Linked DNA regions of Mus musculus: regions 2, 3 and 4 are each linked to region 1. The links are chromatin loops, found by intact Hi-C in ENCODE. Cell type or tissue: left cerebral cortex. All regions are shown on one strand. Region 1 holds the start of Kcnip2 (Kv channel-interacting protein 2). Region 2 overlaps Armh3 (armadillo-like helical domain containing 3). Region 3 overlaps Armh3 (armadillo-like helical domain containing 3). Region 4 overlaps Armh3 (armadillo-like helical domain containing 3).

Region 1 (8,000 bases):
CTGGGCTGGTCCTTCCCAGACATCTCAGATCTCACCACAGAGGTGCTGCTAGCAACCATTTACTATCCACAATTCAAGGCTGGAAAAATACTGCCTTGTGGAGGAACCCACACCCTAAGCCATCTGCTCTCCACTGTCACTCCGTCAGCAAAGACCCCAAAGCCCTTGTCTCAGCCCCCCCAGACCATTCCATCCCCAGCCAATCAAGAAGATCCTGCAGCCCCCAGCTGCATCAGGTGATTAATGACCTCCCTAGGCGTTGGGGCTATTTTGGGTCCTGGAAGTCAAGCCTGCAGTGATTGAGAGCTGGCCCCGCCTGGCTCCATCCATCTGTCACCGGAGACAAGCCCAAGCAGGGGGCTTGAGGGGATACATGCTCCCCAAGAGACCTGTAAGCATGGCTCTCATTCAGCCCCAACAGTCCTCCTTCTGAAGGCACATGGCGTGAAGCAGCCATAGGCCCTGAACATACCGCAGGGGCTCAGGTGAAGCCCATGTAATGAGGCAGAGAACTACAGATCCCGGAATGCCATGGGGCCACGTTGTTTCAGTTTCTTTGAAGCCAGGATGAGGGGAGAATTCCAGGTTCTGTGCGCCCAGGTAGCCCTAAGGAAACCTAAGTGGAGGTGTGCGCAAACCTCAACAGCGTCATGTGGAACCCACAATTCACAGCATAAATCCACAAACTTCATGCCAACGTACAACTTCATGAAAGCTAGTTATCTGACTCAGGGCTCTCAAACCAAACTCCAAAGCACTAGAACCCTGGCAATCCTAGGGATGTGCAATCCAGGATGCACCACAGTGTTGGAGACACACAACTCCATCTGTCTGATCAGGCATGAACTCACTAGTGAGCTCAGCTTGTTCTAGCCTTTTTTTTTTTTTTGGGGGGGGCACTGATAGGTCATTGTAAGACATTCCTCCTAAACCCAAGTAACGCAATACAGGGCTGTGCCTTTCCCCAGCCCAGCACAAGCGTCTTCCTCTCATCCCAGAGCCCTGCCCCTTTCTTGAGGCTTCAATGAGCCTTATCCAATGTTGTGAGCTATGCTGCCCGAAGCTTCCTTTATTCTGATGCTCTGTGAGTGAGTGGTCCTTAGCCCCTGCTATACTCTGAGCGAACTTGCCCTCTTACCCTGATGAAGTGCAAGTCCCTGCTCCCTCCGATCTCTGTGAGAAGCCCTTCTCTCCACCTCTGTAAGGCTCCAATCCCGAGCCACTCATTTTTAGAGGGGTCCTCCCTTCCCTTCCTCATACCTGGCGACAGTGACCCAGTCACCAACTGGTAGAGAGACCGAGCTGCCTGCCCCAACGGGCTCCGGCACCTGCGAGGGCAGCGGTTCATGGCTTGGCTGAGAGCACAGTGTCCAAGCTCCGCCCCCAAGGTTTCTGACTGAGGGCGGTGCCGCCCCCATTAGAGTGGGTGGTGCGAGAGGGCAAGACTGACAGGCGGAGTGTCTCAGACCCTGAGCCTTTCAGATGCAGGTTGCTGGCCTCATAGGCGCACCTTTTCAGGTCATAAGCGCTCTGCACCCACCCGCAAAGCTCTTAGAGATGGGGGTGTGGCGGAGGGGCAGGGCAGGGCAGGGCAGGGCGTTCGCTCCTCACCACTTTCTCTCCAAACGTCTTCAGGATTTCTGGTAAGGAAAAGAGGTACACACGAATTTTGAAAGAAAACCTGGATGACTGAATGACGAATGACTTATTTATTTTAGATCGGGTCTTGTCTGGCACTTGCGACATGATTCAGGCTGGCCTCAAATTCATGGCAATCCTCCTGTCTCATCTTCCCAAGTGCTGGGATTACAGATGTGAGCCACTACAGATCTTATTTATTACCTTTTATTGCTCCACTTCAACCCCTCTTCCGGCTGTTTTCCCCACCCCCATCTCCCATATTAGCACAGGGACGCTACAGGGGTGAGAGGACATAGTTGTCATGGCAACTCTCCACACTTCCTGGACCAATGGGAGAAAAAGCAGGAAGGGAGAAAGGACATTACATTAGCTTAGCGAACCTATTGCTGCCTCCTGGCTCCAGATTCCTTTCAAAACTATGCCTGTCTTTAGAGTTCCCTTTCTTAAAAAAAAAAAACTCAACCATCACTTGCTGGCTCCCAGCCAACTACAACAAGTAGAAGCCCCCTCATTTAACAATCTTTGTGTAGGGCTGGAGAGATGGCTCAGCAGTTAAGAGCACCGACTGCTCTTCCAAAGGTCCTGAGTTCAAATCCCGGCTCGCAACCATCCGTAACAATCTCTGTGTAAACCCCTTTCTGGGACTTATTGCTATGTAAATCCTTCTAGCACCTACAAACACTTCAAAATCCTGGGAAAGGCCATAGAAGATGTATGCTCCCATTTCTTCCACTGTGTGTGCGCGAAGGGTAGGGGAACACGCCTATATTAAGAGAAGAGAGCTACCATTAAACACCACACCTTGTCTACTCGAACCCACTGGCAACAGTGCCCACGAGGAATTAGTTTCATACACAGGGCTCTTTGGCCACACGGGGGCGCTCCATCCCCAGGAACGATACTTTAATTGCCAAAGGAACAAGACTCCAGGGATCCTGGACCCAGGCCCTGGGGCATGGCCAGTCAGGACCCAACTCGCAATTTCAGCTTGGACAGTTCTTTTTAGGCCTCTCTTTAGATGGGGTTGCTGCTGAGCGCTGATTCAGCCTTTCCCCGCTGTGCAGCACTGCCAAACAGCCCCCCTCCCCCCCCCCCAGGCAGGTAAGAATACGAAGAATTGGGGGTTACGGGGTGGGCACATCCTACCCTACCCCTACTAAGAAAGTCTTTCCCAATTGCTTTGAGCTTGGTTGGGATAAGACTGCGATGGTTGGGGTGTATCCAAGTTGCTCCGAATAATAACTTTAAGACCACTTTGCTGCCAGCATAATGAACCAAGTTGATAGGGATACAGCCTCTTCCTCTATCCCAAATGCAACTGAGGAATCCAACTTGCATAGGGAAGGAAGGGGGGGGGGGGCGCGGCGGGAGCACGCTTCAGCACCGTGGACAACGACTCCTCCTTAGGGCTCCAATCAGAGGACTCCAGTCACAAGACAAGCCTCTCTTTACAAAGGAGAGGTCTCCATAGTGCTCTCCAGTCACGTGCAGAGCCATCTACAGCAAGGATGGTGAAGACTGGAGAAGTTAAGGTTTGGGTCCAGCCTAGGCTACATAGTAAGGCCAGGACTATGCAGCAAAACACTCGCTCACGATAAATAAATCGAGTAGCCCAGCGAGGAGAATATTTCACTAAAGGGGAGAATGGTGTAGGAAGTAAACTAACTAATCGCATGTTAATGGGGGCTCTTGGACCCTTACTGCTTTCAAGGATCCTGAATTGATGGCGGGCACAGAGCAGAATGGGGTCACACATTCACACACCGCTGGTGTCCTGACATTGCAACTAGGGTCATCCCAAAGTCAGTAGCTGAGACTTATTCTCAGAGCACTAGATCCTGGTCCCCTTCACTGCTTCCCAGGTTCTGCCCTGACTCTGTTGAGAAGGGCAAGGATTATGGTCTTCCCCACTTGCCCATCGCTGTTTCTGTCTTTGGACAGACAGCCCCCCTCCTACTCTTCGTTGGAGTTCTTAGGAGTTCTACACAACGAGACACAAATATGGAAATATACAAAGGTGACAAAGTCATTTACATAAACAGAATTTACCTACCAAGCTTAGTACTCTACACACACATATAGACCCTCCCAAGGTGGGCCACAAAGTGACGGGTGTGGGAGGGGTTGGGGGGAGGGGAGCCTTCCCACACTTCATAGGCCCATAGTTTCTGTCTTTATTCTGAAGGAAAGCAAGAGGTTTAGATGAAGTTCTAATAGGGTTGCTGGTAATTAAAGAAGCTTTGCATGCTCAGAATGACCTGAGTAATTACCCTCCGGGGTAGAAACTAACCCAGGACTAACCAAAGACTCTCTACAGGGGCCAAGGGCTAGAACCCCAGGGTGGTGGGTCTCTCTTTGGGTCCTTGAGCTTTTTGCAGGAAATAGAGGGAGCAAATGGGGGGCACTAAAGAAAGACCCTTGCTAACACCCGGAAGACAGAGAGGCAAAGAGGACAGAAATGCCATTAACAGTCACAGGGGCCCCCACTGCAGGCATCATGCTTGAGAGTGGACAGCACCAAATGCTGAAACAACCCACAGCCCCACAATCACAAACACTTTTAATGAATACTCATGCCAGAAGTCTTCTTAAGGGACAGAACACCACCAAGTGACACCACTCTGGTTGTCACACGCCATTTCACACAGAATCATTCAAAGCACACAGTTGAACATGTAACAGACATATGGTTAGAACAAACTTCACTAGTGCAGCCGGGGTCCTACACAACCACACTCAAACATCTGGCAAGCCCATAAAATCGCACTGCCTCATGCAAACACACTCACCCCGGCTGTCACCAACGCTCAAGGCACACGGCAAACAGCTGTGGGAGGTGCACATACATACACAGACACACAGGAACGACAGGTGCTCCCGCACGTAACACCTCCCACTCCAGACACACTCCTAGCCCTGTGTCACACACGCCTACACCTGCTGCCTCTCTACACCTGCCCCACCTGTTCTTCCTCAGCCCCCTAGGGACCCAAAGCTTTAAATCCTAGGGTCTTGTTCCCTAGACCAGCCTGCAAGGTGCACAGGAATGGGGCAGAGTGTGCATAAGGGCCAAGCCAGGGGGCAGAGAGATGGAAGGGTCTAGGGGGATGGAGTCTGCTCACCCTCCCAGGACCCCTGAGCCACCTACTCACCCGTAAGCTGGTCATAGGAGCCGTCCAAATCTCGGGATTCGGACAAACTCTCCTTTCGGCCTTGGCCCCGCATGGCCCCCGGCGCCCCGCTCCCGCCTGGGCCGTGGGAGGGGGCGCCGGGTGGCCAGGATAGGGCGCTCACACAGTGCCCCCTGGCGGCGCAGCGACCTGCTGGGGCTGGGGGCCGGGAGTAGGGGCTGGCAAGGCTTTTCTCTGGGGAGCGCTGGATTTTAGGGCCCACCTCAGAGTCCCGGGGCAGGAGCAGGATCCTTGGGCAGCAAGTGAGAGCGGAGCAGAAGGCAGCGTGGAGCTGAGAGCCGAGCCTGAGCCCAGCCGCCTCTCCTCCGCCCCCTCCCCGCGGCTGTCACTGCCGCCTCCCCCCTTAGGCGCTGCCGGGATTGGCTCCCCCTACCCCCGCCCCCCACCCTCTGCAGCTCGGAGGAGGCACCGGGTGAAGGGGTGAACTGGAAAGTGCCGGAAGGGAGAATAGCTCTCCATCTACACCACCCACAATTGCGGGGCTTCGAGAAGAGGGGGCCAGAAAAGCCCCGCTGTGAAGAAACCCCGCCTCCAATTCTCAGGCACCTCTTTCCCTCCGCCCCCCAGTCAGCCAGTCCTGCACAGCTGGGCCAGAGCCTGGGGTATGTCTGAGTCCCTGGTTCCCTCTGCTCCTCATCTCAGCCTTATATTCTCGGTTGTTCCTCCTGCCGAGAGTTGCGTGTTCCTAATCAGCAGCCACCCTTCTCTAGCGGAATGAGGATGCAGAGCCAACCAACCCAGCCTCTGGACACGGGCTCACAGGTGGCACTGGGTACATTTGTCTATCTCAAGTTCCGGAGGGGGCCTCACTTTCTGAATGCCCTCTTCCCAGATCTGATGACTCTTCCTACCCACCCCCCTCCCCAGGCAACTGGGAAGGCAAAAGAAAGAAGTCAACTTTTTTTTTGCCCCTTTCTCTCCCCCCACCTGCTGTTCTAGACTTTGTTTTCCCGGCAGATTTAGGGAGCTTCTGAAAGGTTTGGGGATCCGAGTGTGATACAGAAGCGAGACGAGATGTCTCCCTCATTTTCTGAAGTGAGGAACAGCCCTGCACAGCCCGGCACACAGCTCCCTCTCTCTCCACCTCTTGTCTCCAGGAATGGCCTGTTAAGACCAAAGGTCTCAGCTAAAGTACCTCAACACATTGAGTCTTTTCAGTCAGATTTACTTTCCAAATACTTGAGTCAGTGAACTGTGGCGGGTGTTCCTGTATGAGGCTGGGACAGGCAGCTGCCTTAAGGAGGCCTGTCTCTGGAAGGAACGCTCCCAGAAACCTCCACAGAGCTGTCAGAGGCACCAGCCAAGCTGATTTGTAGACTCCAGGCTAAACGTCTTAGGTGTACAGGAAGGAACCCGGCAAGGGTGGGCTTCTAGTCAGGAAAAAAGGAGAGCTTTGCTTAGGGCTGCTTGTCCTAGACGGAACCGGAGGGACCTGCTCATAACATTACTCCCTTCTTTCACCCAAAGGCAAGGGAAACCACAGTTCTCTGAACTCAGCTGGCCTCTATCAAGGCCAAGAGGTCCTTTTATGACACAGGACCAATACCTGCATCAAAGAGATGACGAGGGGAAAAGACACTAACGAGACACTAAAGACACACAAATCAACTTTTAATAGCTTTGATTTGCCACCAGCTCCAGCTCCAGCTGCTCTGGGGTTTATCACCATGGGAAACACTAAAGCCTCAGGTCAAGTTATCCATCCGGGGACCCGTGATTAGAGATGACCCACCCTACAATGGCTTAAGATTCTACATCTATGCATGTCAGTGTGCCAACAGGTTCTCGAGAACGATCACACCTCTGCTCAGTCAGGGCTGGCTTCCAGGGAGGGCAAGGATTCCAGAGAGACGGATGCTGAATGCACAGGAGCCCAGGACGCCCCAGGCCTACTCTCAGCCTCCTCAGGTCCTCACTGTGCGGTTTGCCCCTGCCAACCTGGGACTTTACGAAGCTTTACATCGGAGGGACTTAGAGCAGCAGCTATTTCAGGGGGAGCTGTGGGGAAGGGAAAACCCTACAGTGGTTCCATGGAGACCATCCAATGATAGAATCCACAGGCCAACTTCACGGAGGTTGGATGTGCCCAAGGCCCAGCTAGAATATGGCTAGACAAGATGGAGGCTGGGGGCGTGGTGCTCACCTAGCCTGTCTCTATGAACAGCACCCCACCCCCAGCAGGTTCTCTGCCAGCACCAGACCACAGCAGGAACAGATTCCTCCCCAGAGGAAATTCTTAGGCAGGCTGAATGTAAACAACAGCAGGGTGAGGGGGTGGAACACGTGGAGGAGCTCATCTAGGCTCCCACTGCAGGGGTGGGTGGGGAGGGGGAGCTGCTGGAAAGGGGACCAGCAAAGTAGGCACCTTGAGGGCTCCAGAAAGCCTGTCAATGTTTATTTCACACGCGCTCCTTTAAGACAGTTTAAAACAGACTAAAAAGGCAAGGCTAAAGTTGTGGGCCTATTGTGCTGACGAGTCAACGTGGGAAGGCAAGGGAAAGCGAACAGGTGCTCCTGGTGCCAAAACTAAAATCCAGAAAGGAGCGGTCGGACAGCAGAGCACCAGGCAGATCCAATCTCCAGTTTCTCAGAGGTGTCAACTTTGAATTTAAAGACAGAAAAAAGGCGCCCATCCTTGACCTACTCTGTGCCAGAGCTGAGGTGCTAAGGACTGGGCAAACTGCAGTGGGGGCAGGGGCCTTGCTCAGGTTCAAAAGGAAACAGGATGTGGCATCCGCCATGACCAGCCATCATCAGTCATGACCAGCCATTGGCCTCCAGAGTGCTGGCAGCAGCCTGGGCCTGTCCAACCAGCACCTGTATAGTCAGAAGCCAGCACGTGGAATCTCAATTGGCATCATGGGGCAGTACCCAGGGAATGCAGCCTGGAAATGCCACTCTTGGTTGCCTCTCCCGTTACCCTCCCATTTCTCCCCAAATAAGAGCATCCTGGGCTTGCCCCTGCTTGTCCAAGCTCACTGAAGTACGGCCTTCACCACGAGCCTCGGGGTCTGCGCTTCTCTCCAACCTTGAAGTCAGTCCCCACTCCTTGTGCTCGCCCTCCAGCCCAGGAGCCTCATGGGTAAGGCAGTCAGTGGCTCTCAGGCAGTGCAGCCTCAGGAGATGGTGGAGAACTCCTTCAGGAGGGCTTCCTGGCTGAGTGTGTGG
Region 2 (8,000 bases), 130 kb after region 1:
AATATACTGCATTCTACAGACACTGTGACTACCCATAGTCTTTAATCTGGGCTTGTATTTATGACCATGAAGTGACCAGGACAGGGGCTTATAAAACTGTTAAGAGCTAAAAATACATTCTAAGAGCCTCAATTCACTGCGTTATATCAAGCAAAGTAAAAGTTCATTTTTCTGGGTCATATCCAAGCAATTCTTTCTTCTGTGGTTGCTGCAGTATTTGCAGAAAAAGGAAGAAGTTAGCCGTTTCCATAAAGAAGCAATAGCCTCAGGAAACTCAGATACACAGGAGTCTTGTTATCCTTGCCTGCCAGATCTCACTTGGCCAAGTCTGAAAGAGTCAACCGTGTCAGCAGCTCCCAATGGACTGTTATGTTAGGAGTGGTAACACAGAGTATCTGCATGTAGTTAACCCCTGTGTAACTCTTATTCTTGAAAGAATATCATGAGATACAAGAGGAAAAAGTCCACTTTCAAGGCAGAACTCTCCAATAGCAAACCCAATGTCTGAACACAGCACAGGTTAGCCTCAGCCCATTGCCAGGCTCCTTGTAGCTCTAGTCGGTCTCTACTTCCCATACTGACCTTCACCTTCCTAACTCTGTCTACCAGATTTTTCTTCTCTCTCCAGAGTCCCTGAGCCTGCTTTTTCCTTCATTTCTACAACTCTTAAAAACCCTCATAACAGAAACCTGCTCACTTGACAAACAAAAGCCTTCTCAAGTACAAACCACGCTGAAGAGAGCTTCAGACAACCTCAGAGGTAATACATGGTCTTCTCACAAAGAGCAAGGCAGTAAAACAATCAATTTTAATAATTTTTGGTTCTATAATCAAGTTGGCTTTTAAATCTAGGACTATGAAGTTACTTATGGACTATAAGTTAATAACACAGTGGGCATGGTAGCACACATATGTAATCCCAGCGCTTGTAAACACATGGGAGGAACAAGGGGTCAAGGCTGGACTCTACAACATAACAAGTTTGAGGCAGCCTGGAATACTTGAGACCCAGAAAGAAAAAAAGAGAAAAGAAAAGGATAGGGAGAGGGAGAAAGGGAGAGAGGGAGATGGAAAGGGGGGAGAAAGGAGAGGAGAGAGAAGAGAGGAGGAGAAGGGAGAGGAGAGAAGGGGGGGAGGGGAGGGGAGAGGAGGGAAAAACCCACTCGTGCTTCAGCACCCACAGGCTCATGTTAAATCTAGCCTTTGTCAGAGAAGCTTCTAATCTCAACAGCCGGTGGTATGGTGGCCTGAATGAAAATGGGCCCCATAGGCCCACAAGGCATAGCACTAATAGGAGGTGTGGCCTTATCAGAGTAGGTGTGGCCTTGCTGAAGTAGGCGTGGTCTTGTTGGACAAAGTGTGTCACTAGGAGTGGGCGTTGAGGTTTCAGATGGTCAAAACCCATCCTCCCTCCCTGCTGCCTGCAGATCCAGATTAGATCCTATTCCAGCACTATGTCTGCCTACATGCTGTCATGACTCCTGCCACAATGATATATGGACAAAATCTCTGAACTTTGAGCCAGCCCCAATTAAATGTTGTTCTTTATAAGAACAGAGTGAACATTGCCATGGTCACACTGTCTCTTTACAGCAATAGAAACCTAATGATGACACCATGGTAATGCAGAAACCTGTAACTGACAAAAGCATCAAAAATAAGCAATGGTATAGTACTCTAAACACTACAGCTCTATCACCCACTCCAAGGCTCAGGAAACCTCAGAGAAGAAGGAACAGAAAAAATAAATGTAAGATCCAGAAGATAAGGAGACCTGTGAAAAAGGGGTATCTTCTGCATGTGACATACAATTACATTCAGGAGCTCACTATAGTTGTGGTTATAGCACAAGACCTACACAAGACTGGACATTAACATGTCATCATGGATATGGAAGGCCCCATGAGGCCCCACCCTTCCCGCCAGAACTGCTGACAACTAACAGCTGTTGGGATTTGCTCTTGCTCTAGAAAATAACTTCCCCTCCACACTTGAGCAAGACACTTGAAATTACACTGGGGGCAGGGGAGGCACTACAGATCACCTGGGTTCCATTCCCAGCACCTACCAGTCAGCTTGCAACTGTCTGTACCCCCAGTTCCAGGAGCTCCAACACCCTCTTCTGACCCCCACAGGCTCCTGCACAACAGCACAACATGTGCTTGGTGCACAAACATGATCTAAGGGGCGTGAGCACACACAAACACACACACACACAGATAAAATCAAGCAAAAAAATTCACACATAAAATCAAGTAGACAAAAGGAAGACATGAAGTACATGGGGATGGGGTGCGTGAGGTATGCAGGGACAACTCAGCAACTGAAAGCTCCGGCTACTCTTCCAGAGGGCCTCATTTCAGTTTCTGGCACCCTTATGGTGGCTTATAGCCATCTATAACTGTAGTCCCATGGGATCTGATGCCCTCTTCTGGTATGCACACATGGAGACAAAACACTCCTATCCATAAATAAACATATGTTTAAAAGAAGAAAACAACATGGGGACTTGTTGAGAAGAGGCCTTCAGTGGGAGGAGAAAGATCAAAGATCAAGGCCAGACATGCTTCTGCATGCTTTAATTCCAGAAAACTGAGGCAGAAGCAGGTAGATTTTATGAGTTCAAGGCCAGACCTGTCTACATAATGAGTGCCAGGCCACACAGGGCTATAGAGTGAGTCCCTGACTCAAAATTCAAATACAAACAAAAAAAATTTAAATCTAACTAGGAAGCTACTCAAATTCATTATATAAATGTATGAAACTGTCGATTTTGTAAAAAGAAAAAGAAAGAGAAAGACTTGAGGGGTAACTGAAGAAACTTAAATATGGGCTGAATTGCATATGCTATTAGAGAGCCATTGTTGATTTTTTTTTTAGATATAATGACATCTTAGATATCAAGAAAAATATTTTCAATTTTTAAAGATGCACGCCAAAGTCCTTAAATGTGAAGTAGAGTTGTTTGTGATTTCCTTTAAAGAAGCACAGCCAAAACAAGAGTAAAGTACAAAAAGGAATTTAGAGGCAAACCAAACACGGCAGTGGGATGCAGGTGAGGCTCTTAGAGCTTGGCTCAGAAGGGAACTCCTCGTGCCTGTTAATCCCACCCACCCAGCTTCTCACACAGGAGGGCCAGCATCCACTCACCCCACCTCGCTAAGAGGACTTAGTAATTTCTGTGGGGATCAGCTTTTTTCCTTTTCTATTTTTAAGCACTCTCCTCCAACTCCAGGTTTTCCCAACAGCACCTACTTATCGCCCAGAAGTGAGAAATCACTGTTTTCCAGAAACCTGGTCCATCACCCGCACAGGAGGTCCCAAAGATTCCTATGTCAAAGCCCCAATATGGCCACTGCTCTTTGATATGAGCCACCTGCCACACTTCCCAAGGAATGTCTTACCTTTCGTGTCCTGCATGACAATTGAGCTATACTTTAAGAAGGTTATCAGTAGATTACTGGTCTGTACATCTGCATCCAGTGAGAGTTCCACAGAACTTATAACTGGAATAGAACAAATAAAGCACTTAGCCCATAACATATTCCACCTCACACTTCTACCCACATAGCCAATTTGCCAGCAGGCCAGAAAATGACTAAAGAAGCTTTCCCCACACAGAAGGAGGACCCAGTGCTTTCCATAAGACTTTCAGCTACTCTTACTAGGTCTCTGGAGGCCCTCTACCCCACACTCCCCCAAAGCCTGCCAATTTTCTTCTTCGCCCAGTATAGAGAGTTGTTCTCCTAATGCCCTAGAAAAGGATGTTGAGTCCATTCTGGCCCCAAGTAATCAACAATTCAAGGTCCTCTTAGAGAGTCTGTCAATTCTAACTAAAGGAAAAAGTTACCCTGGCATAAATGAGCTTGACTTTGATGGCTCTCTCACTTCAAATAAAGAGAAGTCTTGAGAACAAGTCTGAAGTAGCCAAGGGGAAAGGAGCTCGGGCTGGGCAAGAACTAAGTCCAAACTCTGCCCCTTGAGATCGACCCCTCGGGAGGGACCTAGGACGCAGTATCGGACAGGAAGCAGGTGGACACCGCCGACCAGCCCCCTGGAACTGGAATTTTACATGTGCAGCCTCTGTTTGCAAAAAAAGATCCTTTTGCTTACCCTCCCACCCTCTCTGAGTCACAGCCTTAGAGAACAATGGGAAGTTAGACCAGAACTGACCCAACCACAACAGTTTTAACTTAGCGCTCCCAAGATTCAAAGACTTTACGTTAGAATTAGTCAGCTTGTTAAGTGTTTTAAATGTCTAAAACAGAATACATATACAAAAAGAGCCTCAAGATGGCACAGGGATGTTTGAAAACCTATAGCTTTCTGCTATATTTTAAACTATAAACACATTGCTAGGTTTGGGGTATTAGTCATAATATATATTCATAGCCATTATGGATCCCTCTGGAGTTATTACAATGCAATGCAGAGGACATTTATTAACAATGGGAAGCACTGTACATTATGGCTCCACAATACACAGAAAAAAAAACCCTATGAAAAGAAATTAGCATGTCTAATCCTTGGCTCTTACCCATAATTTGGCTGCAAAGAACAAATACGAGATAAATTTACTTTTGTATTGAAATATTAAAATATTTCCTAGCCAGACTGAGCTATGGAGTGAGACCCTGTCTCAAACACAAACCAACCCAAAAGGTTTTAATTCATGTTAGAGCTCAATAGCACAGGCTATCATCTCAAACCACAGCCATTTTGAACTCAGAACCCATGATCATTCCTTTGTTATCTAACTAGTAAGTGGAAGTTTTACCCTACTCACACACAGTGATAACTAGAAAACTCTCTTACATAATATAGTAGAAATATAGAACTATATGTATTTTTAGTTTACCAGAAAGTCCTCTCATGCCAAGGCGGAGTTGTCAAATGTCAAGTCTGAGCTGCGAACAAATGTTACAGCTAACTGCTGGCTTTTAAAAATAATAGTGCCAGTGACATACCTTTAAATATAACTGGGCTACTGAGCAGCACTATAATTAAAAGACAAAAATTGAAAACAAGGCTATAATACTTTAGGACCCCTACAGAAAGTAAGTTAGGGAAGAATTAAAAAAGGAAAAATAAAATAAAGACAGAATCAAATCCCTCACAAATTAAAATCTCCTTCCTATGCAAGCTTCATTCCTCAATCGCTGGCTTCATAATTCTTCCCAGTAGCTTTTGTCGAGGGAGACAGTCATCTGAAAGTGGGCTGATCTTCCCACTAGAACACTAAAGGCTCAGTGGTTGTAGGTAAGCACAAATCCTGCCATTGCATAATCAAGTGTGTGGGTGAAGTGTTCACAATCAACAGTTTGAAAGGCAGTGCTCTGAAGCATCCAAACCCCAACATCACATGAAACTGAGATAGATATAGATATAGATACACACACTCACACTCACAACCACACATATATGGCTTTGGATATCCATGGTAACTAGGCAAGCTTCATCCTTAAAGAAGAAGTACTGTGTTTCCATTGGCTTATGCAGTGACCTGAATAAACAGATGGGTAGGCAATCCTCACTACGCTTCTTCTCATTAAGATATTTTGGAATTTGGCTTTCAATTCTAAACAGATCCAATTTGCTGTCATAGATCTGGATATCAATGACACCTCCGTGCTGTACGTCTCTGCTGTGTGTACTGCCTTAGAATGCAAATGTACGAATACCACATAAAAATGTAGGGGCCAGGGCTGCAGAGATGGCTCAGCGGTTAAGAAGACTGACTGCTCTTCCAGAGGTCCTGAGTTCAATTCCCAGCAACCACATGGTGGCTCACGACCATCTGTAATGGGATCTGATGCCCTCTCTGGTGCGTCTGAAGACAGCGACAGTGTACTCATACATAAAATAAAAATAAATCTTCACAAATAAAACATTACTAGTGTTGTTGCTGAGCTCGTGTGTTCTAACATGCATATGAAGGTGAGGGCATGTCTCTCTTTCTACCTTTATGTCGATAGCTAGGGATCTAGTTCGGGTTCTCAGGCTTGTAGAGCAAGCACTTTCCTCACTGAACCATCCTGCCTATGCCAAAGTTGGATATTTGTTATACTATTACACAAAATGAGCTCAACATTTGAAGAATAACATCAAGTAGTAATGTATATATTTTTAATCGTTTCAGACAGGGTATCATAAAGCCCAGGTTGGTCTCAAACTCACTATATAGCTGAAGATGATCCTCCTGCCTCCACATCCATCACCATGTGCCACCATGCTGACTTTTATAAGGTGCTGGCAACCAAGCACTCTGCCATTGAGCTACAGCTGCCACCATATATATAATCAAGTAATGTCTCTCCCCTGAGCGTCTCGAGCAACCCAAGAGAGCTTGCAGGACAGGTGTTAACCAGTGGGGTAGTCACTTTCAGCTCTTTCAGAATTCTAAGACTACCCAACGAGGACAAACCAAGCTTATACTGTTTCTTGGGTTGTGTTTGATTGTTTGGGATATTTAAGACAAGAACTCTCTATAAACACCTGGCTGTCCTGGCACACAGTATATAGACCAGGCTGGCCTCAAACACACAGATTTCTACCTGCCTCTGCCTCCCAAGAGCTAGGATTAAAGGTGTGTCACTGCCACAACCCTGGCTACTCATGTTTTGAGATGTTTCATGCAGCTACGGCTGGCCTTGAACGGATCCTCCTGCCTCTAGTGCCTCCTGCCTCTAGTGCCTCCTGCCTCTAGTGCCTCCTGCCTCTAGTGCCTCCTGCCTCTAGTGCCTCCGGCTGCAGCTGCAGGCATGCACTACCACACATAGCTTTAAATAGCTCCTTTTTAAATAGCTTTCTTTTTTTTTTTTTCCTTTAAGATTTAGTTTTGGTCAGGTGGCAGTAGTGCACGCACCCGAGTCTTCAGGGCTGGAGTGTTACATCCTCTGGTACACACCAGTTGAGAGCTGCCTGATATGGGTGATGGGAACTGAACTCAGCTTCTCTGTAACAGAAGTGCTCTTAGCCACTAAGCCATCTCTGCAAGCCGACATGTTTCTTACAGACAGAAGAAAGACTCCATTCAACTATCTTTCCAAATTTTCCTCTGGAACTTCAGAGCCTAAGGCATATCATCACATACTCCCCCCCCCCTCTTTTTTTTTTTTTTTTTTTGAGGGGAGACACATTGGTGACAAGTGTTTCTCCTTTTTAATTAATTATTAGTTAGTTAGTTTACATCCCAAATACTGGCCCCCCATCTTCCCCTCAGAGTCCCTCACCCATCCCTATACCTCTGAGAAGGTGGGGCCCCTCTGAGTATCCCCCAACCCTGGTGCATCAAGTCTCTGTAGGATTGGGTGTATCCTCCCCCACCGAGGCCAGTCAAGGCAGCCCTCTGCTACAGATGGGGGGTGGGGGGAGCTTGGTCCAGGCCAGGTATGATGCTCTTCGGTTGGAGACAGTGTTCTTTGCTGCCTGGGCTGGTCTGAAATCCCTGTGCTGAAGCGATCCTTCCATCCCAGACCCCACATGCCGGGAGTACTGGGCATATGACACAGCCCAGCTCAAACAAATTCTTCCTTTCCTTTTTCCTTTTCTTTCTCTTTCCCAGCTTTTTCTCCTCCCTCTTGGGGATTAAACCTAGGGCTCATGCATGATGAGCAAGCTCTATCACTACATTATACCCCCATCCCTTCTTAAATTTAAAGTTGACCAAGTAGACCAAGCAGACCTTGAATTTATAATCCTTCTACTTCAGCCTTCAAGTAGCTGGGATTACAGATGTACACCAACACTAATTACCCACTTACACAAATTAAAAGAACAATTAAAAGAATTAATAAATGTATTCTTTGCTCAACACAGCTGTGCTTAACCCTGAGCGATCTAGAATCAGCCAGGCAGTGGTGGCGTACGCCTTTAATCCCAGCGCCCAGAAAGCAGAGGCAGGCAGATCTCTGATTTTGAAGCCAGTCTGGTCTATAGAGTGAGTTCCAGAACAGCCAGGGCTATACAGAGAAACTCTGTCTTGAAAACAAACGAACTAA
Region 3 (8,000 bases), 110 kb after region 1:
CTCTAAGTTCCAACCATGACTGTTTGGTCTCTGGCTCCGTAATCCTTTGTGAGTTACTTAACCCTTTTGTATCTCTGCTCCCTTCGCCCCAGAATAAGGATTTAAGTAATGGCTGGCTTCTCGCCCTGAGACACGGCATACTGATGGGGTAAGGACTTGATCTACAGACAAATGCTGAATAAAGAATCCCAGCATAAAGCTGCCTCTAAACCATGTTTTCAGACTGGAAACCACATATTTAGATGCAAGCTGCTCTCCCAATGCTCCTTCTGCCTACTGTGGAAGTAAAATAAGCTGTCTCTAGGAGGCCCTGCTCAAGTAGCTCCCATTCCAACAACTGCAAGCTTCTCTTTAAACACTCCACCTATTCTTTGGTTAATGGCTTAGAAGTCATCAGAGTTTCCATTTTTTACTTGGTTAAAAGCAATCCACTTATCCGTATAAGGAAGCGGCACACGAAGGAGAGAATGGGCTCGACTTCCTCTGCATCTCAGCCGGGGTTGAGCCTATCCAGAGATGAGGAGCAGCAACGTATCAGGCGCATTACGACAATCACGTGACAGGGCCCTATTACTGTTGTTGTTATTGTTTTAAGGTAGAAACACAACATTGTGTTGTTTTAGGTGACTGTTAATTCATTATTAATGGAATGTCTACACTGTCATTTGTGAATTTATTTATTCATTCAAATGTTTTCTAAGTCCCTATTGAAAGCCATGTAGTCAGGGCTGGAGGGCTAGCTCAGTGCTTAAGAGTGCTTGCTGCCCTTCCAGAGGGCCCAGGTTCAGATCCCAGAACCCATTCTGAGATGCACAAGACTCTACATACATACATACATACATACATACATACATGGCCTTTCAAAGTGCCACAGGAACAAACAAGAAATTAGACACAGAAAGTTCAGAGAGCAGCTGGCTATGGTGGCGCATGCTCCCTCCGCTTCCTGAGGGCTGCAGTTAGAGGCATGCACTACAGCACTCAGGGAGGAAAGGTGGGTGAGTTTGAGACCAGCATGGTTGACGTAGTGTACTCCAGGCCAGCCAGGTGATACAGTAAGACCCTTTTTAAAAAACAAAACAAAACAAAACAAAAAAAAGGACAAAAGTTCAGAGAGAAGATGGTGCTTAAAGTCCACATAGCTAGGACCAGCACAACGGGGTAAAGAAAAAAGCTCAACTAGACACTAGGGTATCTGTGAGAAACGAATTCATTGGGAAGACATGGAACATAAAGTCAGGGCAGCCATCTTCTTCCCCTCTGAGGTAACGGCTGAGCCTCACAGGGCTCAGGAACGCCCTGAACTCCCCGGAGCACAGGAATGTACAAACACGTTTTCTGGATACGCAGAGCTCTGCTTTCATTCTGGTTTCACAGATAAGAAACTGTCATCTGACCCCAAACCTCATTTTCTGTCTTCATCCGAGATGAAGTTTCAGGTAAGGTTTTGCTCAGAGACTGGCATTTGAAGGTCATAAGAGGATTCCCAAATTTTCTACACTTTGGGAAAAACAATGGTTCCTAAAAGGAAGGGCAAAGCAGACATGCAGGACTTCCTTCTTCCATATTCCAACTGAAATGAGCACAGATGTCCTCCTACACACTCAGACTCCATGGCAACAGCCACTGTACAAAGAAGTGCAGCAGGGAGTGGGTCAGGGCTTGTGCATGTGAAGCCAACTGCAGGGAAGGATAAAGCGGGCCTGAGCCCCGAGCTAACACAGCCAGTATTTTCCTCTCCCAATCTTTGGAAATTCACTTCAGGAATTTTGGAGACTTCTGGCAATCTTCCCCCAAGACAAAGAATAATCACAGAAATAAAAATTAACACTCAAGAAATACAGTGACGCTGACCACCACATTCTAAATACAAGGGCATCTGGGCCCTGACTAAGTATCTGCTGTAAGCTCAAAGGCTTCTAGCTGTTCAATCTAACCTTACATGCCTTACACGCTTATTTATAAATAAAATTAATTTATAATCATAACCCATACACAGGCAAGCATTTATCTACATTGGTTTATTTGCCATGATGAGTTTCACACACCTCCCTCAAATCCATCTAGAGGCAAAGAGAGAATGAAAACATGGGCATTCCAACATATGAGGGTAGTGCCAGCCAAGGAGTGGGTGGATCCAACATAGCCACACTTGTACTCTCTGGATGCAATATTACACATTATTATGGCTCTAACTGTACTGGGTGGAGCGCTGTATTCTGCAGCTTCCTTAACACCTGCTGCTCTTCATCTCGCGGTATACTCCATGTGTGAACACACAGAATCAGGGTTAGAGACGAGCTCACTCCGTAAGGAAGAAGGGCTCAGAAAGTATAGGTGCTTGCCGCTGAGCCTGACAACTTGAGTATTATCCCTAGGTTCCAAATGGAGAAGGTTATAAATGACTCTAGTAAGTTGTTCTTGTATCTTCTCAGGCGTGGGTAATGTGCACACATAGTCAACCAATAAATAAGTAAACGTGATATTTACAAAAGAAAAGAAGAAAAACTAACCTCAAAAAACACAAACATCTATGCCTTAGGAACAAGCAGTCGCTAATGGTTCTCCTACATAACTCCCTTTAACACATTACAGACTGCTGAACATTAATCAAGACAGCAAGTAATCTCCGAGCAGAATAAGACAGAAAGTTCTCAAAGACATAAAGTTAACCAACCAACTCAGGATAAAGAATTGGTTTTTTGGTTTTTTTTTTGTTTTCTTTATAGATTACTAACTAAACCAACAAAATGCTAGCCGTCCTCCGGTTACAGTTACACCTATGGGCAATTCCAGCACTTGGGAGGCAGAGGCAGTGAGTGAGAGCCTCCTCCATTTTAAGACTAGAAGCCGTCTTGTTACCAGGTAAAGTCATTCCTGTTTTCTGTTAATCCCACTTTCTCCTATGTTCAATGTGGTTCTTTCAAACCCTGCTCTAAGGAAACAGCCCTGTGTGACAGAGAATAAAGCTCGCTTACTTCTAGTAAAAGAATTTGGGTAATGGTCTTTACTCTCTATCAGTGGGATTAATAGCAGATCTCTGAGTTCAATTAAGGCCAGCCTGGTCTACAGAGCAAAACACAGAGAAACCATGGCTACACAGAAAAACCCTGTCACAAAAAGAAGAAAAAAAAACCAATAAGTAAATAAGTGAGTAAACAAATAAATGACAAGAAAACCGCGATAGGAAATGTGAAACGGATGCAGAACAACCGGAAGCCTGAATGAAAGATGGAGGACAACACAACAGGGTACAGCGGAGATCAGTGAGCAGCACACAGTGGAACGGTGAGTAAGAGGACAGGGGATGAGAGGGAGGGGCAGCTAGCCAGTCCACAGGGGCCACAGGGAAATGACCAAAAAAAAAAGGATAAAACTAGATGAGAACCAGAAGCGGGAGACAACTGCTGCCGCCACAGGACTGCTAACCACTACCATGACATCATCTCATGACAGACTCTAACCACAGGCATTGTTATGTATCCTACAACTGCCCCAAGTATACACACCTGTACTATTTTCATTCTCTTTTACATTCTAGACTTCCAGAGCTCTATAATTATATTATTATCTATATGTGGGTGGTACATGCCTATAATTCCAGCATCTGGGAGGCTGAAACAGGAAGACTGTCTTGAGTTCAGGGTTACAGAGCAAGAACCAGTCTCAAACAACACACACACACACACACACACACACACACACACACACACACACACAGAAAATGTCATTTCAATCTCTTTCAATATCTCTTCTAACATGCCCTCAATTTTAAACCCTCATGACTATATTCTTCTCTCCTAAAACTCCGACTAAAATTGCCGCTGTTGCCTTTAGTGTGACTGTCCTGCCCTCCCTATTACCATCATACGCAGTAACTGCTGAAAACTTGCTAATCCATTAATTAAAGATCTCTACTTCCCATTATGGAGGTCTAAATTTAGAAAGCCAAATTAAGCTGGGAGGAAAGCATGTGTCACAACAAGGGAGATGAATTCCACGGAAGGGGCTGGGCTCCTGGCCTGCTATCTTACCAAGCCCCCCGACACTAACACTCTCTCTTCTGCTCAGCACAGAGAGAAGCACCCCACCCGAGGGTAGCCACTCATCACTGTAATCATCTGGAGAAAACTATTATCCCATCAGGTCACAAAGCCACGGGACAGCAGCAAGCAACTGCCTCAGGGGACAGGCTTTGCTTTCCCAAACCTCCAATTTAGTCACACAAAAGAAAGGGTGGCAAGCTAGCATTAACTGTGCCCTTAGAGAAGAGCCACTTCCCGCCTGCAGGGGTGGCAGTGACTTTACTGGGTTACCAAATGGATATAAAGACCGAAGTAAACATTGTAATTTTCTGTTTTGTCTCTGGCACAGGGGGAGTGGTACCATCTACACAGTCTGTAAACAGTAATAATGCCAGATGTAACAAAAGAACAGGGCTCCCCCCATCTCTCCGCCCCCATCCATCCCCACCCGCCTAATGCCATTCCTTCTGAGATTACTCATCTTGAGGAAACACAGAGGCTCCCTATAGTCCATATGCTGCTACCAAATGGAAGGGAGTGAGAGTCCAAGTTTGCACTGATTTCCTCCTTGCTGTTACACAAAGCCAGAATATTTGAGACTCAAGACATGTTTGGTTGATTTTGTTTTTTAAGACAAGGTATCACTACATGGCACTGGCTGGCCTAGAATTCACTCTGTATCCCAGGCTGGCCTAGAACTCACAGAGATCCACTTGCCTCTCCCTCCAGGGCTAGGAATTCAGATCTGTGCCATTATGCTTGGCTAAAAAAATTATATCCCTTCTTGAATTTTTTTTTTCTTTTTCCTTTTTTCTCACTGCTAGGGATCAAACCCCAGGGCCTTACACTTGCTAGGCAAGCACTCTGTACCAAGCTAATTATTAAGCCTCAGAACTCAAAAAATCATCAACTGTTTCTAAAGGCTGATACACAGACAAAAGGACAGGGCAAGAGAGGGAACAAGAAAGCAGGCGTGGACCACACAATATGCTGAAGTCTAGACTCAAACAAAACCGAATTGTGAACAATAAATAGTACAAGTAAAACCAGAATCATCCTAACTAACTGCGAGGCTAGAAGGGCTACTAACAGTCTGAGCCTGAGTCTAAAAGTCAGAAAAAGCACAAAGGAAGAGGACAGACTCAAGAAGGAACATTACCTGACCAGAGCTCCCGCCAGGTATAATGCAGGCGAACTCTACACTTCTTCTGGTAACACAGCAGTTTATGCACTACCTGGACACACCGCCTGCAATAAGAAAGGAAACGGACAAGCTTCAGAATCCATCACAGTTCACCTGGACCATTTCTGTAGGGAGGCAGCTCGGCTGGGGCCACTGAGACTGGGGTTAAAGGAAAAAAGATAATTCTGATGAATTTCCTCTGTCAGTCTCTTGCACACACACACACACACACACACACACACACACACACACACACACACACACACACACAATATTTGTGCTACCCATGGGACTACAACCACTTAGAGGCCTGTAATAAGGCACCACTGAAAAGGCTATCAATGTCTCTTCCAGAAGGCCTGTTCGATTCCTAGCACCTACATGGCAGCTAACTACTGTGTGTAACTCCGGATCCAGGGAATCCAACATCTTCTGGCCTCTCTGGATACCAGGCATATATGTGCTATGCAAGTGTACATGCAGGTAAAACACCCATACACATAAAACATTGTTAATTTAAAAAATGTAAGAGACAGAAGAATGGATTGGATATAAAAAAATTAAAGACATTAAGGCTCTAGATCAAATTCAATTCTAAGAGATGGCTCAGCAGGTACCAGGCTTCAACAGAGTCCCAGCAGCTTGTAGTTACCTGTGACTCCAGCTCCAGGACTTCCTGGAGCTTCCTGGCCTCTAAAGGCACCTGCATAGCAAGTTCCAGGCCAACGTGAGCAAGGTAAGAGTCTGCCTCAAAATTAAATAAAGAAGCTGGGTGGTAGTGGATACCTTTAGTCCTATCACTCGGGAAGCAGAGGAAGGTGGATCTCTTGAGCTCAAAGCCAGGCTGGTCTACAGTGCAAGTTCCAGGACAGCCAGCGATACTCAAAGAATCCCTTTCTCAAAAAAACAAAACAAACAAACAAACAAATTGAAATAGATATATAATGAATGGAATTAAATAAAAATCAGCCTAGGGATGCAGGGAGCACACAAAAATCCAGGTCCTTAGTTGCACAAACCAAGGAATTAGTTGCAAGTGCTGCAGCAGCTACAGGGACCAATAGTCCAGTCATTGGACTCTTCAATTATATGGACTGTTCAATACATCAGAACAACACAATGTGCTTTGTTTGCTGTTTTGAGACAGGATCTTAGGTAGCACAAGCCTGCTTCCAACTTAATATTACACCTAAGAATGACCTTGAACTTTTGATCTTCCTGGCTCCACTTCCCAAGCGCTGATAGTACCAGATAGTTTTTTTGGGGTGCTGGTGATGAAATCCAGAGCTTTATGCATGCTAAGCAACTACTCTACCAAATGAACTACATCCCCAGCCTGTTTTGTTTTGTTGAAACAGTCTCATGTAGACTAGACTAGCCTTGAACTTGATACGCAGCCAGGGCTAATGAGGCAGGGAAAAAAATGAGGAAATGGAATGGAAAGACAATGCTTCACTCGTAGCTGATTCTAGCTGAAGGCTCACGCCGGCTGAGAAGCAAGAGGTTACTGGCACAGATAATTCTAAAACAGCAATGAACCAGGATTAAGGCCCGAATGTGTATGACCTTGGGTAGGACCACACTCCACCCCAGATGTTTCTGGGGATCTCAAAATTAATTTTGTTTCAGTGGAGACCTCCTAACTTTCTGCACTACATCCCTGTGCTCCGGAGGTAACCTTATTCACCTAGCATCTCATTTAGATTTCCAGCAACACTTTGAAGAAAATTGTTTCAAAAGCCACCCAACAATCTAGCTGGCTACACCAAGTTACAAAGGCTGTCTCCTGGGGACACCCACACTCAGGCTTTCAAGTATTTCTTAACTTCTTGCCCAATACTTTCCCTTAAAACTTGGGCTTAATATCTATTTTATAAAAAAATATTTCCAGATGCTAAAGCTGAACCACCTAGCTTGCCTAAGTGCAACTAGGTCCAATCCCGGACACTGTATACACTGGACACACAGGCAGGCATCGGTTACCCCAGCACTGTGCAGGTGGAGCACTGTGCAGGTGGAGCACTGTGCAGGTGGAGCACTATGCAGGTGGAGCACTGTGCAGGTGGAGCACTGTGCAGGTGGAGCACTATGCAGGTGGAGCACTATGTAGGTGGAGCACTATGTAGGTGGAGCACTATGTAGGTGGAGCACTATGTAGGTGGAGTACAATGTAGGTGGAGCACTATGAAGGTGGAGCAGAAGGATGCCAAGTAACGAACTTTAGCTTACATAGTGAGTGTGTTTGTATTGCTGTGTGATTTAGCACTTAATTCCTCTAGCTCAGTGGTTCGCAACCTTCCAAACACTTCCACCCTTTAATTCAGTTCCTCATGTGTAGTGACCCCCAATCATAAAATTATTTTCACTACTGCTTCATATCTGTAGTTTTACTACTGTTTGAATTGTTATATAAATGTCTGTGTTTTCGGACCGCTTAGGCAACCCCAGAGTAAGGGCCATCGACTCTTACAGGAGTCATCACACCCCACAGGTTGGGAGCCCATGTCTAGACAGTTCTCTGACTCTTACCTCTCAGAGCACAGTTAGCACTGGCTTTTTCTGTTTCTTGATTTTTTTTTTTCTCTTTGAGACAAGGTCTCACAATGCAGCTTTGGCTGCCCTGGAACTCATTATGTAGACTTTCAAGCTCACAGAGATCCTCCTGCCTCTGCCTCTCAAGTGCCCAGATTAAAGGTGTGTACCACCATGCCAGGTTTTTTTTTTTTTTTCTGCTTATTTCCCTTTTGCAAAGAGGTCCAAGAAATGACCCCAAAGTGAGTTTAGACTAACCT
Region 4 (8,000 bases), 58 kb after region 1:
TGACCTTGAACTCAGAGATCCTCCTGCCTCTGCCTTCCTGGTTCTGAGATTAAAGATATGAATCACCAAATCCCACTAACAGGCTGAAATTTAAAATAATTTTAATATTTTAAGACATAGCAATAAGCTTAAGCTAAGAGTGCGTAAGATATATCTTCCCACCTCCTCCTTGCTTCTTCTGTGACATATATGTGACTATACAACCTGCCCTTTGGTTGCCAAGAATGCTCATAACATTCTCACCCCCATGCCCTTTCCTATTTGTGCCAATATCAAAGGATTTAGCTTCTCTTTTTAGAACATCCCTACAGACTAAGGCGCCCAGCAGAACCTCAAGTTGATGAGGCTTGCAACTATACTGTTGTCTTTACTGGTGTAGCCGTCTCCAGTGCTAGATCCTATGGCTCCTTAAACTGTTATAGCGTTCCCAATTCTTCTGTTTGAGAAAAGTTGTTGCCAATATCCTTTTTTCTCCCAAGCTGTTGTCTTCTAGACTAACTGTTACACCACCTTCTACTTTATGCAGGTGTCTTTGGCTTGCACCACTGGCTTGACCTGGGTTCTATTTCGCCTTGCCCTTCAGTAGATTTCTTAGTGGTAGAGTCTGCTGGCATTTTTGTTCAGACTTTCTCTGAGCTGTTGTCTCTGAACTATCTTATAGCTTCCCTTCATCATGTGAACTTCCAAGTACCATTATTCCCTGTCCATGCCACGCCAGGCCTGGGTTCTATTCAGAATCTCTAGTTGTAAGAAAGAAACTATTTGCCCATCTATATTCAATAAATAATCAGCAAACACAAGCACAGATGCCACCTGCCTTCAATAGATGTCTATAAAGGACAACACCACCCAGCTACTCTGGAATATGGTCAAGCTGGCTTGAAAGATGAGCTGAAGCTGAATAAGTACCCTGAAGAGACAAGCTGGCTCCGGACACTCCAGAAAAGGATGCAGCCTATAAAGAGTTTATCCAGAGAAACACACGTGGCTCTCTGGCTTACCCACAAAAGCTAGCACATCAGTAATGTACCTTCTCTAGACTAGTAAAGATGGAGGCTGAGCCTGGTGGTATATGTCTATACTCTTCCAAGTCCCTCTTTATAACTAGCCAAAGAGATCATTCTTTTTACTAAAGAAAATAGTTCAGCCATACATGGTGACTCATGGATATAATCTCAAAATTTGTGAGGCTGAGACAGGAGGATTGCTGTGAGTTCCAGGTTAGCCTGGGTTACGTGGTGAAACTATCTCAAAGAAGAGAAAAAAGCCAAGGGGCTGGAGAGATAGCCCAGCAGTTAAGAGGACTGGCTGCTCTTCCAAAGGATCTAGGTCCAACTCCCAGCACCCACATGGTGGCTCACAACTGTATGAAACCCAGTTCTAGATGACCTGACACCCTCCACAGGCACCAGTCATGCACTCGAGGCATAAACATACACACAGGCAAACACAATACACATAAAATAAATCTAAACCCCAAAAACCTTTGACGAGTTCAAGGCCAGCTCTGTCAGGAAGAGAGGGAGGGAGGGAGGAAGGGCAGGCGACAGAAAGAAAGAAGGAGGGGGAAAGGGAAGGAAGGAAGGACGGACAAACCATATGAGATAAAATACATATTAGCGCCTCTGCATCTCCAAGTCCCAGTATGATGACCAACACAGCCACTGCCAACCTGACAGGATCTAGTGTCACCAAACTGACAAGCTTCTGGGCAGACCTGTGAGGGACTTCAGGACTGTTACCCAAACTGGGAAGCTGCGCACTATAGTGTGGACAGCACCAGTGCATTGGACTGGCCCTGGCTTCCATTTTAAAGGCAGAGGAGGAGGAAAGCTGAGCAGCACACTTAGCCCTGTGCTTCCCAGCTCTGGAAGAAGGGAGGTGGCTGCCCCAGGCTCCCGCTATTAACCCTCCTCAGCCCTTCCTCCCTTTTAAGCTGTTTCTTGTCAGGTATTTGCTCTAAGATGAGGTATTGTAAAAACCTTAGAAATCAGGGGTGCTCCAACAGCACAGTCAGCACCAATGGCAGAAGCTGTGTTCTCAGGTACCCTACCAAGCTGACCATTGAGAATCCCCATCACATGAAGATAAAGGTGAGAAATGAGTTTCTCTGATGTGAGGGTCTTGGGAATGCATCAGCACATCCTGAGCTTCACATCCTGTTCATATGACTGGTTTTCAAAGAAATGATACAGAAACCAATTACAACAACAACAACAATCTCATTAAACCTGTTACTACAGGGGCTCACTCTGCTAGAACATGCAAAGTATCTGAGCTCCAGGGAGAAATGTACAATTGAGGTAAAATTAATCAAACCTACATAAAAAGACAGTGTAAGAAGAAAATATTTTCCTCAGATATTCCAGAAGTCTGATCACTAAGTGTATAATTCTGTTCATTATTATCTTCTACAATGTAAACCTATATTTATAATAAGGCTGATATTATAGTAAAATGACAGTACCACATAGACACAATTCATTTAACAATTAATCTACCGGAGCTAAAAATTCTTAGCATGTCATTAATTGCCTGCTTATTAAACCAGTGTTTCAGTTTCAGTTGCAGACTATCACGTCCTTGTTACAACCCCAGGGGAAATGCGAGCACACTCATGGGACAATTAGCAAGTAACAGGACCCCAACTGGAAGAACACAGAGAGACCAGGGCAGCCACCCTCAGAGAGCTCTCCACTGCCCTCCCTCCCCTGCTGTCTTCTCACTGCCCCTCCCCTGGGCCTGCACTGCTCAAAGCAAGAACCAATGTCTGCTGCAACCTTCGTTTTTAGTTCTTAGCTGGTGAGTCCTGCTGGGGTTTTGAGAGAGCAGGAGACTAGAGGAAGATCTGAACCATGCCATGAAGGTCATCGGCTATGGCTATTGTTTTTCAAGTTTGGCCGTGGTTGAAGACTCTCTACCCACAATTTTTCTTCCCAAGGGCTTTGCAGTTGACTCTTCAGGAAAGTTTTCAGACTTTGGGGCCATTTTATATAACAGTAACAAAGCAGAGCCCAGAATGGAGAGAGATTAGTCCCAAATCATCTACCAAATCAGGGGCAGAGTCAGGAATAGATCAAAGCATCTGGACCAAGATTCTGAAGGCACATTTAGGAAATGTGCTGACGATACAAAGCTGCCGCAGAAGATCCCAATACCCAGAATGACATAATCAGGATCCACACACGCCCTGATAAGCTAAAACGATGGGTTGAACATCAAAACAAATCAAACAAGGATAAAGTGTTGAATATAGGTTAGATACAAAAGGGGGGGAAAAGCTGTAGAAATTGAGAAGGAGATTCACCAAAACAGTGCCCGGCGCTCTACTGCAGGGTGAGACTGTAAGGTCTAAATCATCTTTACTCTGTTCTTCATACTTTTCTTCTAAGTTTCTATACTAAGTGCCACACAAATGTGGTAGCACAACGCTCCTACCAACTGAACAAGCACGGGATGCAAGAACTGAGGAGGGAGGTCACGTGAAGCAGCTCTGAAGGCTCTCATGGGCTACAAGTCAGCTATGAACTAGCTACATAATTCAACTGACAAATAATCTAATGCCGGTCAGGGATGGAGCTCATGAGAGAGGGTTTGCCCAGTGTGCAAAAATCCCTGGTTTCGGGGTTCAGCACAGGAAAAACTGAACATGTATATATTTCCCAACATCTTGGAGGTAGAAGAATCAAGCGTTTAAGGTTGAGGCTAGGATGGCTCAGTGGGTAAAGATACTTCCCAAGCAAACCTGGTGAACTGAGTTTCATCCTGGAGATGAACATGGAAAGAGAACAAATCCTGACAGTTGTCTGCTGACCTTCGCATGTGCACTGTGCCAAATACATTATACACACAGACAATTAAAACAAACTAAGGTAAAAAGAAATTCAACGTCATCGGCTATATTGAGAGTTGGAGGCCAGGATAGACTATTTGAAACCTTATCTTAAAATTAAGTAAATAGGACTGGAGAGATGGACCAGCGGTTAAAGAATATCAATTGCTTTTCTAGAGGACCCAGGCTTAGTTCCTAAAACCCACAAGATAGCTCACAATGAGCTGCAACTCTAGTTCCAGAGAGAGGATCTGCACCACAGATACACACACGGTGCACATACATACATGCAGGCAAAATGTCTACACAGGTCACCATGACTGAGCCTATGGAATAATTTCAAAGATAAGGAAACAAGAGTGGAGCAGGAGAATAAAGGCACAAAGCACTCCAGATCTCCAAATGTAAGCACATTATAGTCTCCTGTCCCTTCTCCTCCCACCTCTGATGCTTACCTAAAGAAAGCAGAACGCCTACGACGGACGTTCTCCTGAGTAAAAGGCTGGACTAAAGGACACACCTGACATGGTTCATCTCAGATATTCATAACATTTAAAAGACTGTAGTTGAAATTATGAATAGGAGAGCTTACTAACTGTATACAGGAGGCCTGTGCTGTCCTGAAAAGACAGCTGGTGTGTAAGTCACAGCAGCCTACACAAACACATAAAAGGCCTTGGGTTTGATCCCCAACACTAAAAAGGGAAGAGAAAAAAAGACGGGCTGAGGTCAGCAATTTGCTCCCTTGCCAAGTGGAGGTAATTCAGACTCATCTCTGGGACTGAGAGCTTCTGCACTGACCTGGGACTCACCCTCTTCTCCAGTGCCCTCTGCAATCTCAGCTGCAACAGTGCTCAAAGCATATAATATTTTAACTTACCTCAAGGCCCGGGGTGCTTGGTTATCTTAAGTTACCAGGAAGTAACTCTCCTACTATCACCAACTCAGACACAAAGGTATTTCCTATCAACTACTGACAAAGCAGTCAACAAATATTTGTGATAAGTCATGAAGCAAGAGAAAAATGTCAGTATAATTAGTAAGCAAACAGATTATTTGCCAAAACAACAAAGTAAGGTTTCCAGATTTAAATAACATAAGATTTCTTTGAACTAAATCATGATGATAAAATGCTTTTATAAGTTTCCTGAAGTTGGAGTTAGCAAAATGTTTCAGTGTATAAAAGTGCTTGTGGTACAAACCTGACAACCTAAATTCAGTTTCCAGAACAACAATGGAGACAGACTTCCAGAAGCTGTTCTCTGATCTCCATATGTGCTCAGTATCATGCAGATGCCCACACTCACATGCTCATCACACACACACACACACACACACACACCAAAACAACAGCAACAACAAAACTAAAAAAGCCTCTACAAGTGATGAGCCTTTGAGTGAGTGTCTCGGAGCATCACTGTGCACTTGGACCCTGCTAAGCTTCTATTTCAGTCCAACAGCGCGATTCAGGCTCAGCTCAAGATTGACTCCTTTTCCCCTAGGAGCAATACTCCAGAAATAGCCCCTTATTTGAACCAATAAAACGGGATGCAATCAGTAGCCTTATTGGAAGAAAATGAGATGCAGAAGGCAGAGCACACAAGAATATCTTCTCTAGACCAATGCTGACTCTAGACATTTAAAAAGCACACTCAATAACTCCATCAGTTTAGTCCTGCTACTTTTGAACCAGCTTTTTTCTTTGTTATAACGCTCAACATGCAGGCATCAAACGCCAACGAGCTTTGACTGCTCAGATCCTGAATACAGAGAAGAAATAGCTATAGGCTATTAGCTCACTGGGGAATGCTGTGTTTAACACCTACACGTGAGAAAATCTCCCACAAAGGAAAAAAATGTTCATGTATGAAACCAAATCCAAACTTCCCCACTCTCACAGAGCTCCAAACACAGCAAAGAGAACAGTAAGAGTCCACCTCACTTGTTCTGAAACTAAGAAATTCCTTTAGTGTTTTTTCTTTCTTTCTTTAAAGCAAAAAAAAAAAAAAAAAATTACTGAGATGAATGTAGTATGTATATATTATTTAAAGCTGCACAGAAATTTCTATATTTCACTGCAATTAAATTAGTATAAATCTTGGCTGGGCATAGTGGTATTTTATCTATGAAAAGGAAGGTATAGTTTCCAGAGTGCCTGTACCCGTTTGCACTCCCACCAGCAGTGGAGGACTGTACTTCTTCTTCCACATCCTTGCCAGCATGCACTATCACTTGAGTTTTTGATCTTAACCATTGTGACTGGTGTGAGATGGAATCTCAGGGTAGCCCTGTGGTTAAATTAGGGGAAGGACTTAAGAAGCTGAAGGGGTGAGCGATCCATAGGAAGATCAGCCATCTCAACTAACCCAGACTCCAGGGAGCTCCCAGAGACTGAGCCACCAACCAGGATCAAACACAGGCTGGTTCGAGGTGCCTAGCACATATGTAGTAGAGGTCTACTTGGTCTGGTCTCAGTGGAATTCTCAAGAGCCTTGGGGCCCCAGGGAAGGTGGAGGACTGGTGGGGGTAGGGGGAGAGCTCAGAGGCAAGGAGGAGGAGGAATGGAATGAGGAACTGTGGGAGAGGGGACAGAAGGGAGGCAATGACTGGAATGTAAATAAATAAAATAATTTAAATTAAAACGCAAAAAGGAGGAGGAGGAGATGGAAGAAGAGGAAGAGGAGAAGGAGGAGGAGGAAGAAGAAGAAGAGTAGGAAGGAGGAGGAATAAAATCAGGCATGTTGATACATTCCTGTGTTCCCAGCAAAAACAAGAGATCAAATACAATCCCTTACCCACCCCCACCTCCCCCCACCCCCGCCCCGGCACCCCACCGTTTCTCTGTTTTTATTTTTAAGTAAGCCAGTATGGTAGTAAGTGTTTGTAATGTCAGCACTGGGGAAGTGGATCTTGGCTGCTTATTAGCCAGGCAGCTTGAGCACCTTAGGGACTCCTTGTCTCAATATACAAAGCAAAGAGGGGCTGAGGAGATGGTGCAGAGGTTAAGTGCATGCAATGCCCTCGCAGAGGTTCTGGGTTTGGTTCCCAGCACATGCATACTTAGAGGATCGGATGCCTTCTGGGCTCTTTGGGCACCTGCACACACACAGTACACATAAGCTCATGTAGATGCACACACATACACATAATTAAACATGACTAAATCTTTTTTAAAACATAGAAAGAGGACTGCAGATAGACCTTAGCAGTGTAATACTTCCTCATACCAGTGAGGCCCTTGCTTCAATCCCTAACACAGCAAAACCACAGCAGATAGGAAAGAAAAGAATTAAAGAAAGATGTAGTGGGCAGATGAAGTCCAGTTGAATCCACAAGAATATTAAATGTGAATAAAATAAACATTCCAATCAAAATGCAGAACCTGTCAGACCAGATGAAGAGTCTGCATCATGTCCTGCAGGACATGACAATGCACACCTTCAATCCTAGACCTTAGGAGACAGGTTTCCATGAGTTAGAAACCAGACTAGTCTACACAGAGTTCCAGACCAGCCGAAGCTACATAGTGAGACTCTGTCTGCAAGAAAAGAAACAAAGAAGCCAGATCCAACGATCTATCACCTATATTTTAGAAAGGTAAAAACAAATAAAATATAAAAGAATGGAAAAATATATGTCATGAATGAAAATATAATTGGCAAAGAAACTTACAAGTTAACATTTTATATATATTTAAAACATCTATAGATGCTTTATACCCACTCTGAACAAGAGTGGGATGTTTATACAAGGTGCATCATTTGTGAGACAGTGAACCAAACTTCAGTTTAAAATTTTTTTGGTTTTGTTTGTTTGTTTGTTTTTTGTTTTTGTGATGGGATCTCCTGTATTCCAGGCTGGCCTTGAACTCAGTATAGAACAGATAATAATCCTGCACTTCTACTTTCCTGCCTCTGCCTCCAAGGGCTGGGATTACAAGCATGTGCCACCATGCCTCGTGTGTGTGTCACCTGCAGGTCAGAGGCACTGGATTCTCCAGAGCTGGAGATGTTCACACCCCACCCCCACCCCCAAACACACAGACTTAGTTAAAAATAGTAAGACTAATGTAAGAAGAAAGAAACACTGTGAAGAGGTCTATAACAAATAGAGGGATTAAATCACTTATTTTTAAAAAGCTACTTCTGGGGGTTGGAAAGATGGTTTA

The links. A loop is a pair of places that touch in the nucleus more often than their neighbours do. Peaks named below come from ENCODE experiments on the same cell type or tissue, not always from the same donor. Only the 100,000 strongest peaks of a DNase experiment are listed, where the experiment ranks them.
Region 2: it touches region 1 in a loop (6-fold over the local background); 26 of 42 quality-filtered maps call a loop at or near these places.
Region 3: it touches region 1 in a loop (4-fold over the local background); 6 of 42 quality-filtered maps call a loop at or near these places.
Region 4: it touches region 1 in a loop (2.6-fold over the local background); 4 of 42 quality-filtered maps call a loop at or near these places.

What each region holds. Positions count from the first base shown.
Region 1 is chr19:45,810,938-45,818,937 of GRCm38, forward strand. Kcnip2 (Kv channel-interacting protein 2) reads right to left here and starts at 5,126. Exons shown (of 10, transcript NM_145703.2): 1 at 4,794-5,126. The coding sequence starts at 4,866. Armh3 (armadillo-like helical domain containing 3) reads right to left here. Exons shown (of 26, transcript NM_198296.2): 26 at 7,207-8,000. The coding sequence ends at 7,949. In left cerebral cortex, CTCF peaks have their summits at 2,514 (motif pointing right) and 4,964 (motif pointing left); DNase peaks (open chromatin) are centred at 1,964, 2,521, 3,263, 4,486 and 4 more places; H3K4me3 peaks cover 3,690 bases; H3K27ac peaks cover 2,620 bases.
Region 2 is chr19:45,942,598-45,950,597 of GRCm38, forward strand. It overlaps Armh3 (armadillo-like helical domain containing 3), which reads right to left. Exons shown (of 26, transcript NM_198296.2): 15 at 3,405-3,506. Among named protein-coding and RNA genes, the nearest start is that of 4930505N22Rik, 52 kb to the right of the region's middle. In left cerebral cortex, a CTCF peak has its summit at 6,747; DNase peaks (open chromatin) are centred at 3,583, 4,133, 4,906, 5,309 and 1 more place; H3K27ac peaks cover 3,712 bases.
Region 3 is chr19:45,916,433-45,924,432 of GRCm38, forward strand. Armh3 (armadillo-like helical domain containing 3) reads right to left here. Exons shown (of 26, transcript NM_198296.2): 20 at 5,185-5,273. Among named protein-coding and RNA genes, the nearest start is that of 4930505N22Rik, 78 kb to the right of the region's middle. In left cerebral cortex, a CTCF peak has its summit at 4,289; DNase peaks (open chromatin) are centred at 304, 1,613, 2,154 and 4,534; H3K27ac peaks cover 2,879 bases.
Region 4 is chr19:45,868,752-45,876,751 of GRCm38, forward strand. The region is part of intron 23 of Armh3 (armadillo-like helical domain containing 3); the gene reads right to left. Among named protein-coding and RNA genes, the nearest start is that of Kcnip2, 57 kb to the left of the region's middle. In left cerebral cortex, no CTCF peak of the experiment used is centred here; DNase peaks (open chromatin) are centred at 3,081, 4,494 and 5,494; H3K27ac peaks cover 263 bases.